Linked DNA regions of Homo sapiens: all the other regions are linked to region 2. Evidence: chromatin contacts called from ENCODE Hi-C or POLR2A ChIA-PET data. All regions are on one chromosome and are shown on one strand. The core of a region is the stretch at or near the end of the contact, and the rest is flanking DNA. Distances in the headings are between cores, read along the strand shown. Region 1 has its middle 17 kb from the start of PRR5. Region 2 holds the start of KIAA0930. Region 3 holds the start of PPARA (peroxisome proliferator activated receptor alpha).

What was found. Hi-C counts contacts between places; a loop is a spot of excess contacts on that map. ChIA-PET counts read pairs that join two places held with the same protein, here RNA polymerase II (POLR2A). Pooled maps may share reads with other maps.
Region 1: a pooled map shows a loop between it and region 2 (4-fold over the local background). The contact joins the enhancer-like site here to the promoter of KIAA0930 in region 2. A Hi-C loop is called at or near these places in 2 of 37 single-sample maps with no recorded cell type and 4 of 50 pooled maps. POLR2A ChIA-PET finds 5 or more read pairs at or near these places in 2 of 52 experiments (activated T-cell and naive thymus-derived CD4-positive, alpha-beta T cell).
Region 3: a loop to region 2 is called in a pooled map, with 6 times the contacts of the local background. The contact joins the promoter of PPARA here to the promoter of KIAA0930 in region 2. A Hi-C loop is called at or near these places in 1 of 37 single-sample maps with no recorded cell type and 5 of 50 pooled maps.

Annotation. Positions count from the first base shown.
Region 1 is chr22:44,683,639-44,687,344 of GRCh38, reverse strand. It overlaps a transcript of PRR5 not described here. Among named protein-coding and RNA genes, the nearest start is that of PRR5, 17 kb to the left of the region's middle. RefSeq lists enhancers at 1,018-1,518, 1,399-1,718, 2,695-3,234. Within about 2 kb of position 2,409, at least 9 of the 41 ENCODE cell types and tissues checked have a DNase peak (open chromatin) inside an H3K27ac peak, as active enhancers do.
Region 2 is chr22:45,239,644-45,243,296 of GRCh38, reverse strand. It overlaps KIAA0930, which reads left to right and starts at 2,403. Exons shown (of 10, transcript NM_001009880.2): 1 at 2,403-2,657. The coding sequence starts at 2,594. RefSeq lists silencers at 2,080-2,279, 2,310-2,369, 2,530-2,589, 2,740-2,829.
Region 3 is chr22:46,148,775-46,152,745 of GRCh38, reverse strand. PPARA (peroxisome proliferator activated receptor alpha) reads right to left here and starts at 2,220. Exons shown (of 9, transcript NM_005036.6): 1 at 2,094-2,220; 2 at 776-858. RefSeq lists an enhancer at 1,480-1,669 and silencers at 1,880-1,999, 2,150-2,759.

The DNA of each region.
Region 1 (3,706 bases), core at 1,160-3,659, 560 kb after region 2:
ATCATCATTAACAATAATTTATCATATATTTCAAAGTAGCTAGAAGAATTGTAATGTTCCAAATGCAAAGACAATATAGATGTTTGAAGCGATGGGTTTCCCGATTACCCGGATTTGATCAAACACATTGTGTACAGGGGTCAAAATATCACACATACCCCAAAAGTATGTACAAGTGTTCTATATCAGCAACAATAAACAATGCTCTGGGAGGCATGCCCACGAGCTGGGATTCTCACAGATAAAGCCCTTGCTGGAGATAAACTCATGATCCCAAATTACACAACACACAGAAACAGACCAGCCTGAGGGAGGGACAAGCAAACACCACACATACCAGAAGGAAATTCCCGAGAAACCATTGGAGGAGACTGTAAAATTAAATTTGCCTCACATAATTAAAGATGTAAAAGAAGGAATCAAATATCGTATTTGCCGGGTGTGGTAGTTCATGCCTGTAATCCCAGCATTTTGGGAGGTCGAGGTGGGCAGATCATGAGATCAGGAGTTCAAGACCTGCCTGGCCAGCATGGCAAAACCCAGTCTCTATTAAAAATACAAAAATTACTTTGGGAGGCCAAGGCAGGCGGATCATGAAGTCAGGAGTTCAAGACCAGCCTGACCAACATTGTGAAACCCCATCTCTACTAAAAATACAAAAATTAGCTGGGCGTGGTGGTGTACACCTGTAATCCCAGCTACTCAGGAGGCTGAGGCAGGAGAATCGCTTGAAGCTGGGAGGTGGAGGTTGCAGTGAGTGAGCCAAGATCGAGCCACTGCACTCTAGCCTGGGCGACAGAGCGAGACTCCATCTCAAAACAAAACAAACAAATAAAAAAAATTAGCCAGGCGTGGTGGCACATACCTGTAATCCCAGCTACTCGGGAGGCTGAGGCAGGAGAAGCTTTTGATCCCGGGAGGCACACGTTGCAGTGAGCCGAGTTAATGCCACTGCACCCCAGCCTGGGCGACAGAGCGAGTCCCTGTCTCAAAAAAATCAACAACAACAACAACAACAAAAACACAAGAATAGAACAAGATGTTGTGAAAGCCAGGTGCCCAATAGGGGAACTTCTTTTTCTTTTCTTTTTGTTTTGAGACAGTCTCACTCTGTCGCCCAGGCTGGAGTGCAGTGGTGCGATCTCAGCTCACTGCAACCTCTCTCTCCTGGGTTCAAGGATTCTTGTGCCTCAGCCTCCAAGTAGCTGAGATTACAGGTGTGTGTTACCACACCTGGCTAATGTTTGTACTTTTAGTAGAAACGGGGTTTCACCATGTTGGCCAGCCTGCTCTCACTCCTGACCTCAGGGGATTTGCCTGCCTTGGCCTCCCAGAGTGCTGGGATTACAGACGTGAGCCACCATGCCGGGCCCCAATAGGGGAACTTCTGATGTGTGGCATCATCACGGTGCTCCCCCAGGGAGAAAGGATGGTACCACGGAAGCCAGGGCCCTGGGCACAGGGCCTGCAAGTGGAACCATCTTTCTGGGCACTATCTGGGTTAGAAGGGGACAAAGTTAGGCGGAAGGGGCATCACGTATCTCGGCTTTGATTCCAGCCCCACCCTTGGTGCTTGGGATTCTGTGTAGAAGTTCTGAGCAACTCCAGCATGTGCCTGGGCATGTCTGAGAGGGTGTCAGGCACCACAGCCCACGCCTGGCAGAGTCACGGTGGCTGTGAGTGTGCCTTTCACTGGGGAGAGCTTGTGGCTTTCACTGGGGAGAGGGGTGTGGCTTTCACTGGGGAGAGGGTGTGGCTTTCACTGGGGAGAGGGGTGTGGCTTTCACTGGCGAGAGGGGTGTGGCTTTCACTGGCTTCTCTGAAAGCGCAAGGCTCCCACCTTAAGGAGAAACTGAGGGATAAGCATGGCCCTTCTCTATGGAGCATCCACAGATTTGGGGTGGAGGAGGGAAAACATTTTTCTGATTAAATACACATGGCTCTATTCCAGACAGAGGAGAAATCGTTTTTTGTTTGTTTGTTTTGAGATGGGGTCTTGCTCTGTCCATTCTAGTCTCCACTGTCCATTTTACAGATGGTGAGACTGAGGCCTTGCACAGGAGTGGGATATGTAGGGTCACCAGCAGAGCAGGACTGTCCCAGTGCATGGGGTAAAGGACACATGCTCACTCACGGAGGCCCTACTGGGTGCTGGCACTGCGTACCCATCTACCCTCCGACCTGGGGCAGACCTACAGGCCAGAATTTCCACCCACATTTTTCAGAAGAGGAACCAGAGGCTCCGAGGGAAAGCTGACTTGCCCGGGTTGTAGGGTGAGTGAGTGGAAGGGCTGAAATCAGAGCCCAGCTGTGACTCTGGAGCTACACGCTTCCCACGGTCAGTAACCCCAGCGGCCACCAGGAGCGCCTACTTCGTGCCGGGCCCTGAGTCCCGGGCTGCCACTTCCCTTCCCCTGAGAGCCACAAGAGGGCAGTAAAGGGAGGCTCCAGAATCCCCAGGAGGGAGGACGCCTGAGCCTCCAGAGATGACATTTCACCAGGGCCTGGAAGGATGACCTCACCCAGCACGGCCAAGTGGAGCACAGACCAGAGCGACAGGAAGGGGCTGCTCCCCTACTGTGGACGCTGACATCAGCCCGGCCCTGTGCTCTGCACCCACACCCGCTGTCTGCCCCTAACCTCACAACAGTGCCCTGGGCAGAGAGCTGGGGGCGGGTGCAAGCTGGGCAACACCAGGCAGCACAGGCAGTTGGACCGCGGGTAGGAGGTGACCCTCAGGCATCCTGACCCTGGTCCCCAGTGCTCTTTGCCCCTTCCCCATCATCCCCAGGACATTTTCTTTTGAGTCTCGCTCTGTTGCCCAGGCTGGAGTACAATGGCGCGATCTCGGCTCACTGCAACCTCCACCTCCCAGGTTCAAGTGATTTTCCTGCTTCAGCCTCCTGAGTAGCTGGAACTACTCAGCTGCCGCCACCACGCCCAGCTAATTTTTGTATTTTTTTTGGTAGAGACAGGGTTTCACCATGTTGGCCAGGCTGGTCTTGAACTCCTGACCTCAGGTGATCCACCTACCTCGGCCTCCCAAAGTGCCGGGATTACAGGTATAAGCCACCGCGCCTGGCCATCACCAGCACATTTTCTACCACTCTCGAGGCTGGATCAGACTGGCTTCCAGCTCCTGGCCTCACTGGGCTCACAGCTCAGGCTCTGTGGGCACTGGGGTGGGGGCTGGGGTGGCCACAGGTGGCTTGTTTAACTGAAAAGCCCCAGGCCCCTCCTCAGCCCACCCCTCTGGCCCGGGCCCTCCTGGACCCTCAATCAATTCTGGAAGTCCTGGTTTCGACACCCCCACCCAGTCCGGGGGACACACCCTACCTGTCGCTGCAGTCAAAGCCAATGAAACCAACCCCTGCGAGGGGCCCAGCCCCTGTTCCTGGGCTAGGGCTTCTGACAAAGGATTGGGCTGGCCCCTCTTCAGCCATCCATGAACCCTATCAAGGATGACAGGGGTGGACACAGTTGTTCATCCGTGGAAGCTGCTTCCATTCCCCGGGTGGCTCGCGAGTAGGCTTCTCATCTTACTGATGGGGAGACTGAGGCTTAGGATGTAGCTAATGAGCCATGGGGAGGAGAGAGGGGGTGACTCTGCAGCCAGGGCTTGGGACCCCAGAGGGACTGGATCTGAGGCCAATCAGAGGACCTGATTCAGAGGTCCCCAAGGGTCTATGAGTTGCCCTTTGTTGGG
Region 2 (3,653 bases), core at 1,154-3,653:
CAAAACTCCGCCTCAAAAAAAAAAAAAAAAAAAAAGAAAGAAAGAAAATTCTGTGTATAGGTAATACCTGGAGTATTATTGAAATACAAAGGAGAGAGCCCAAGCGATGTTTGTTTACTCATTCATTCAACAGATATTTTTCTGGCACCAGTCCTGGGCTGGGTGCCACGGGAAGTGGGATGAATTGGTTCAATGCTGGTCATATGACACAGAATACACGGAGGCAACTGTGTGCAGGAGGGTGGGGTGGGGAAAGGGGGTTTGTGAAGCAAATAAGAACACAATGCATTGGCCAAGCGTAACCAGGCAATGTGGGTCCCAAAGGCAACTACAGTTGCGGAGCAGAAAGGATTTCAGGCCAAGGGAACACTGTGGGCAAACGCATGGCAGTGGGAACAGGCAGGGGGTGCTGTGGGGTTTGGGGAGGCAAAGAGGGATGTGACTATTGGACTTGACAGCCTTGGAGCACTCGCTCATGCTGTCTGATCCACCATCCCCAGTTCTCACGTCCACCAGCCCAAACCCCAGCTCTCCAGACGCAGAACCAGAGGCCTCAGCCCTCATGCCAGTGTCCTCACTTTACAGACAGGGATGCAGGCCCACTGGAGAAGAGAAATACACGTGAGGCTGGTCGCGCACTTCCTTCATTCCCTCACTGCTCACCTTTCTACAGAGCCCTCCTGGGCCTGGCACTGGGGACACAGAGGGGTCAGATGTGGCTCTGCTCTGAAGAGTTCAGGGGCCAGTGGCACAAAACTGGGGCAGAGGCCTGAAGCAGGATCCAGATCCCATCTCCCTTCTGGGGCTCTGCCCAACCCCACGGCTCCTTCCTGCTGTGCCTCCCAGGAAGACCCCTGCGTCCCCATCAGACCTCTCCATCATTCTTCGTTTATGCAGCCTACATTTTTTTTTCTTTTCTTTTCTTTTTTTTTGGGGGGGGACAGGGTCTTGCTCTGTCTCCCAGCTTGGAGTGCAGTGGCGGGATCTCGGCTCACTGCAGCCTCCGCCTCCCAGGTTCAAGCAATTCTCCTGCCTCAGCCTCCAGAGTAGCTGGGATTACAAATGTGTGCTACCATGCCCGGCTAATTTTTGTATTTTTAGTAGAGATGGGGTTTCACCATTTTAGCCAGGCTGTTCTGGAACTCCTAACCTCAGGCAATCCACCTACCTCGGCCTCCCAAAGTGTTGGGATTACAGGCATGAGCCACTGTGCCCAGCCTGCAGCCCATATCTATTTATTGGGCATCTAATGTGTGCCAGGCAATGTTCTGGGTACTGAGACAACAGCTGTGTAGTAGACAGGCCCCTCCCTCGGTAGAGAAGAGAACAAGTGAACCCATAGGTATCCAATGTGTCGGGAGGAGGTAAGTGTCACCCTGTGAAGGAGAAACAGACTAAGGGAAGAGAGAGGGAGGGAAGGCGGTCAGGGGAGTTTCTTTGAGGATGTGACACTCGGGACACAAAGGAAGCAAGTTACACAGGAATGGGGAGAAGAGGACTCCAGACAGGGGAAAGGGGGACCTTGATGGGTCTGGGGTCCACACACAGGCTGTGAATGCAGGGAGTGATGTAGATTTAGCTTTGGAGAGACCTGGAAATCAATGCTGGTCTCTCCATCTCCCCCTGTTCTTGGAAATGGACCACCAGGCGTGAGGTTTGGGGAGGCCACTGGCTGCTTCTCCGGTGTCTTCCTGTATCAGCCACAACTAGCACACGGAGGGATGCTGGCCAGACCTGGCTTCATCAGGATGACACGCCCAGCTAACCTCATACCTCCCCCTTCATCAACACTCCCCCATGTTGGGGAGGCAAGGCAGGGAAAGGTCCCCCATGGTGCAGCTGAGGAAATGGAGGCGCAACACTCTGCACTGTGCCAGGTGCAGAGGAGGGGGGCCGGAAGGGCTTTGCCACGGTGTCCCCCAGGAGACCACCTTCTGGGAGCAGGTGACCTCTTGAGGGGTTCTGCGGAGGAAGTTCCCAGAAGTCAGCCGAGGGGACTTGGTGGAGGTGGCAACGCACAGGGCGGGTGACAAAGTACACATCCCGTGGGGTAGCAGCGGGGGAGGGGAGAGGTGCCCTGAAGGGGCGGCGGGAGGGGCTCAGAGGCGTGATCCCGTTGGTGGGGCGTTTAGGACCTTGGGTGGAGGCGGGACCCCGCGAGCGGTTTGAGGGAGGCTGTCCTGGGCATCCGAAGATTGGCGGAGACTGGCCGTTTGGAAGTGGGCGGGGCAAGGGAGGTCAGGGGGCGGGGCCAGGGAGCCGGGGTGGGTCCGGGCCGTTCAGAGGCGGGGCGGGAGGGGACAGGGGCGGGGCCGGGGCGGGGAAGGGGCGGGGCCGGACCGGGGCCGGGCCGGGCCGGGGCGGGGCGAGCGGAGCCGGGGGCGCGCGGGCGGCGGCGGCGCGGAGGTGCGCTCGCCGGTGCTGTGTTTGGCGGGTGGTGGCGGCGGCGGCGGCGACGGCGACGCGCACAGAGGCGGACTGTGGCTTCCTTGGTGCTCGCGGCGGGCTGCGGGCCGGGCCGCCCGCCCTCCCCGCCGCCGCCGCCCCCGAGCCTGCGGGCGGCGCCGAGGCCGAGGAGCGCTCGCTGCAGCACATGCTGCGTGCCATAGCGGAGGAGCGCGGCCGTCTTAGCCTGCGCCGCGAGGTCTGCGGCCTCGGTGAGTGGGACCCGGGGGCGAGGCCGGGCCGGGAGAGGTGAGCGTCTCCGGGGCCGCCTCTGCGCGTCCGTGTTTCTGTGCGCCCCGCGCATCTCTGTCTCTGCGCGGGTGTCGTGGTCTCTGGGTCTGCCTGGGTACCCTGTCTTCCTCCATGGCCCCCCCCCCACCGTCCCTGCATCTGGGTCTGTCTCTGCTTTCCGTCCGACGAGCGCCCCGCACCCCTGTGCCCGGGTCTCATTCGGCGTCTCCCCCTGTCAGTCCGTCCGGGTGTCTGTCTCATCTTCCTCCTTCTTCTTCGTGTCTCTGCGGGTCTTCTTCCTTCTCCAGGAAGCCCGCCCCGGGCCCTCAGCACCGCGGTAGGGAGTGTGGGCGTGGGATCTGGGTACACCCTTAGCCCAGCGCGGCAGGGTCGGGCCCTCGTTGGGCTCTGGGTGGACCTCGCTGCGAGCGTGCCCTGGCCACTGTCTCCTGCTACCCGAAGCCTTTGTCTTTCCGCACCCACCGGCCCCTCTCATCCCTTAGCTGTATCCAGGGACCTGTTGGGCAATGGCCCCCCGAACCCGCCCGCTTGGCTGAGGGGCAGGGCCTGCTGCCTCTCGGTGTGATTCTGGGCTTTAAGTCATGGATCTGCTGGGGGGCGTGGGATGGGGGTGCCTCGTATTGTTTGGAAGGGCCTGGGACTGCAGGTGTGGGTGGGGTCTCCCAGCCAGTGAGGTAATCCATTACTGATGGATCATGCCCAGACTGAAGCCCAGGAGAAGCCCCCTCTTTTGTCGTCTCAGGTTCGTCATTTTCTCCATGGAAAAGACCCCTCCCTCCTCCGTGCAGGGAATGACTTCATACCACATTGTCAGCCACCCCCCACCCCACCCCCAGGCTAGGCTGGGGATTTCTGAGGGGGTGACAGCATTGCTGAGTACGGAATGTCAGCCTTCCAGATTCACCCCTTCATTCACCGTTGGGGAAACTGAGTCCCAGAGAACAAGTGCATCCCCC
Region 3 (3,971 bases), core at 971-3,470, 910 kb before region 2:
CTGGTCTCTCATGGATGGTGACCACACAAATTTGTATCATCTGGCCCGTTTCTTCAGCCTATCCCTGGCATGTTCTGGCACGGGTCTATCTCAAGAAGCCATCTGCTTAATATTCAAATCAAAATGAAAACAGCTCAGAGACAGTACACTACTCGGTACCAGTCAGTGTGGACATCCCAAGGGTCTAGTAAGCACTCACGTTTCTCAAAGTTAATGTCATCAAGTTTTAAATTATACAAAACATGCCTGCCACGAAGCAATGAAGTTCCTAGCAAAAGTCACACAATAACTCAGAACTTCAAAGTGAATCCTAGGCCAGGCACGGTGGCTCACGTCTGTAATCCCAGCACTTTGGGAGGAACAGGTGGATCATGAGGTCAGGAGTTCAAGATCAGCCTGGCCAAGATGGTGAAACCCCGCCTCTACTAAAACTACAAAAATTAGCTGGGCATGGTGGCAGGCGCCTGTAATCCCAGCTACTCGGGAGGCTGAGGCAAGAGAATCGCTTGAACCCCAGTGGCAGAGGTTGCTGTGATCTGAGATTAGGCCACTGCACTCCAGCCTGGGCGGCAGAGCGAGACTCCGTCTCAAAAAAAAAAAAAAAAAAAAAAAATGAATCCATGCACATGTATTTTACTTTCAGTCTGAAAACGTATCTAACCTTGCATCACAAAGTAATAACCCCCAGATTGCTGGTCTGTAGTGCAACAGAAGTAAACACTGAAAACACTTAAATATTTCCATCTGGAAACAGTAAATTAAACCTTCTATTTACCTGTGGTGACAGCTTCTCAGTTCTGAGCTTGTCTTGCCACAAACTGTTGAGTCCACAGAGCAGACAGGGCCCTGAGCTTCAGCCTGGCAGTAAGAAGGTGAAGGAGGAAGTGATTACGGTTGTTCTCTGGATGCCCCCCAACTCTTCACCTTGGAAGAGGAAAGTCATGCTGACCCTGCCCCGCAACGACACGGGTGTCGCAGGGTCCTTCCCAGGAAAATCCCGTGTCCTTGCCCTGACCCAGTTCCCCAAGGCACCCTTATCCCAAGGAGGCTGGGAGAGGAGGGGCCTCCCTGGTTTCCTGGCAGGGGTCGGCTGAGGCTGACGTGGGCGTGCAGCCCCGGAGGTCCCACGAAGCCCAGGCCATTGGACAACTGTGGGTTTTTCTTGGAAAGAATCCTGACACTTGGAGCACACTTCCTCTCTTTTAACTTTTAAAAAAGACTTCAGAAAAGCACAGGCGTGCAGTTGTGCCCGGTTGGGGTGCGTGAGGGGGCAGGGCCGACCCTCCTGACTTCCACTGGCACCACCCCGCGCCCCTCCAGCTTCACCCGCACCACGCGGGCCGCGCAGCCCGGGACTCCGGAAAGACCTGGGCGCCCGACCCTCAGCGGCCCCGACCGGGAGCGACGTGGCGCGGCTTCCGCAGAGAAGCCACCCGGCCCAGCGCAGCCTGTCCGGGGTCGCCCCGCCGCGTTGGGGCACAAAGTGGGAACCGTTCCTCAAAGGTGGTCGCAGCTGGAGGAACAAACACGCGCGTCTCCGTCCGACGGCAGAAGCCGGGCGCACCCACCCAGGGTCGGTCTGTCCGGGGCCCGGGTTTCCTCGCCTCGGAGATCCCTGGAGGTCTCGGAAAGCACCTTCTGAGTCGGCGACGCCCCAGCTCCGCTGCGCCGAGGAAAGGGCAAGTCCCGATGTCCCCGCCCGTGGGCCCTCCCTCCGAGGGGACAACCCGAAGACCCAGAGTCGCTGCGGTCCCCAGACCCGACCTCCGCGCAGCGCCAAACCCCAGGGACAGCCGCGGACTCGGGTTCCGGGCAGGCCCCCAGCGCTAGGAGGGAGGCCGAGCTGGGCCCCGAGATCCCTCGCAAGAGTCCTCGGTGTGTGTCCTCGCTCCTCGCCCTCAGGTCCCCAGCCGCGCACCCCGGGCCCCCGGGTCCCCGGGACCCGGAGACCCCGAGACCCCGGGCCCCGCGCATGCGCCGCCCAGCCCCTGCCCCTCCCCCGTCCGCCGCCCTCCGGGTCCCGGGACCTGGGAAGCCCGGACCGCGGACCCCCGCGCGCGTTCCCGCCCGCCCGCCCGCCCGCCCCCGGGCACCTGGGCCGCGGTCCGCCGCCTGCCGGTCCGTGGGGCGAACGCCGAAGGAGGCGGCGCCGGGCAGGGCGCTAGCGGCCGCCTCCGCCCCCGCCGCCCGCTGCCCCCGCCGCGGGGCCGCCGCGTCCACGGCCCATGCCCGGCGCCGCCTCCGCGCGTCCGTGCCAGCCGCGCCCCCGCGACACGCACCGCCCCTCGGCCCGCCCCCTGCCCCGGTCCGCGCGAGCCAGTGTCCCGAGGCCCGACCCGGAAGCCCCGCCCGCCCCGCGCGCCCTCCGGGCCCCGGGCCTCGGCCCCGGGACACACCCCCCGGAGGGCGGCGCCCGATTGGCTGCTCGCGGTGGGCGGGGCCCCGGGAGCGCTCAGCGGCTCCCACCTAGCGCCCCGCGGCCGCTGCAGCCAAGGGAAACTGAGGCCGGAGAGGTGGAGGGACCGTCCAAGGTCACCGATGGGACACCGCTGAGCGTCAGCGCCCCTCCAGCCCGGCGCACCGGGGCGGGGCTGAATTCGAGGCGGGGACGCGCGGCCGCGGGGCGGGTGGAGGTTCCCGCCGGGCGCCCGTGCCACGCTGGCGAGCCCCTCCTGCCTCCTCGATGAGCCCGGCTCTGCTACTCTGTGCGATGAGCCGGTCTAGACCCGGGACCCGGGACCGGGTGCCCTTGAGGCTCAGAAGTGCGTAGGGTGGGAGGCGGCCCGGGAGGGACCTTGTCCCTGGAACCCCAGGATGCAAAATAAGGAGAAGGGGAAGGCGAGCTGGGAGGACAAGGAAACAGGTGGCGGGAGGTGCCAGGGCGGTGTGGTGGGCGGGGGAACGAGGAGGGTGAAGGGCAACGCGGACGGGCTCGGGGAGGCGCCGCCAGCTCCGACCCCACAACCCCACCCCTCTCCAGCGGCCCAAGAGCCATGCCCGCCCCTACTTCATGCGCTGGGGGGTGAGGGGCTGACTTTGTGCCTACGCAAGGCGCTGGGACTCTGCCAGAGCAAGGAGAGGTCGCGGCCCGGTGGCCAATGGCGAGGAGTAGGAGAGCGCCCTGCAAAGCCGCTTTGTTCGGGCCGTGACGCTCGAGCTGCCGGAGCGGAATGCACAAAGCCCCTGGGTGCCGGCACATCAGGGCTCCCCTCCTCGGGAACGCAATGTGTGCTATGCCCGCTCCACTGCCTGCCCTCCGCTGCCAGCTGTGCCTGCCACTGTGCTATTTGTGGCAGCGGGCGCCCAGGAGGACCCACTCCGGAAAGCAAACCCAGATCTCATTAGGCAGGGGAACTGGAGATCAGGCGGGAACTGGCCCTTTCACAAACTTCTCTTAAACTCACCCTTGTTGATTAGCCAGGCACCTATGGTGAACTTTGCCCCACCCTCCAGACACCCACATATCCTTCCCACTGGCACACGGCAACCTCACCTTCTCTTGCACATGTTAGCCAGCAATAGCTATCATTTATGTTGTTTCAGAGTTTATAGGGTGACCTGTACACGTAATATCCTGCATATCTCGTGGGGTGTGCAGGCAGCCACATCCAAGCTTGTCATCCTGTTGTGTTTGGTGAGGGAAGCTGACCCTGGGCTGCCCACGCAGAGCTCAGGGGCTACATCCTCATGAGGACCTCCGGGCTCAAAGACATTACCTGGCATACCCATATCCCAGACTCTCAAGGACCAGGGTCCACACAGGTGTGTGACCCAGATGCACCACCCAGGTCAACCAGGTGTTGAAAGACCTAGTGAACATTCTCATGAACAAGGACAAAGGCTATGTGGGGGTGTGCAGAGTGGTCACGTACACTCAGCAGACATAGGAAAGTGATATTCTTGGGTTTTTTGGGGCTCCCAAGGTTTTAGGGAGAGAAAACTTGTTTTTCATCCATGTGTCCCAGAAATAA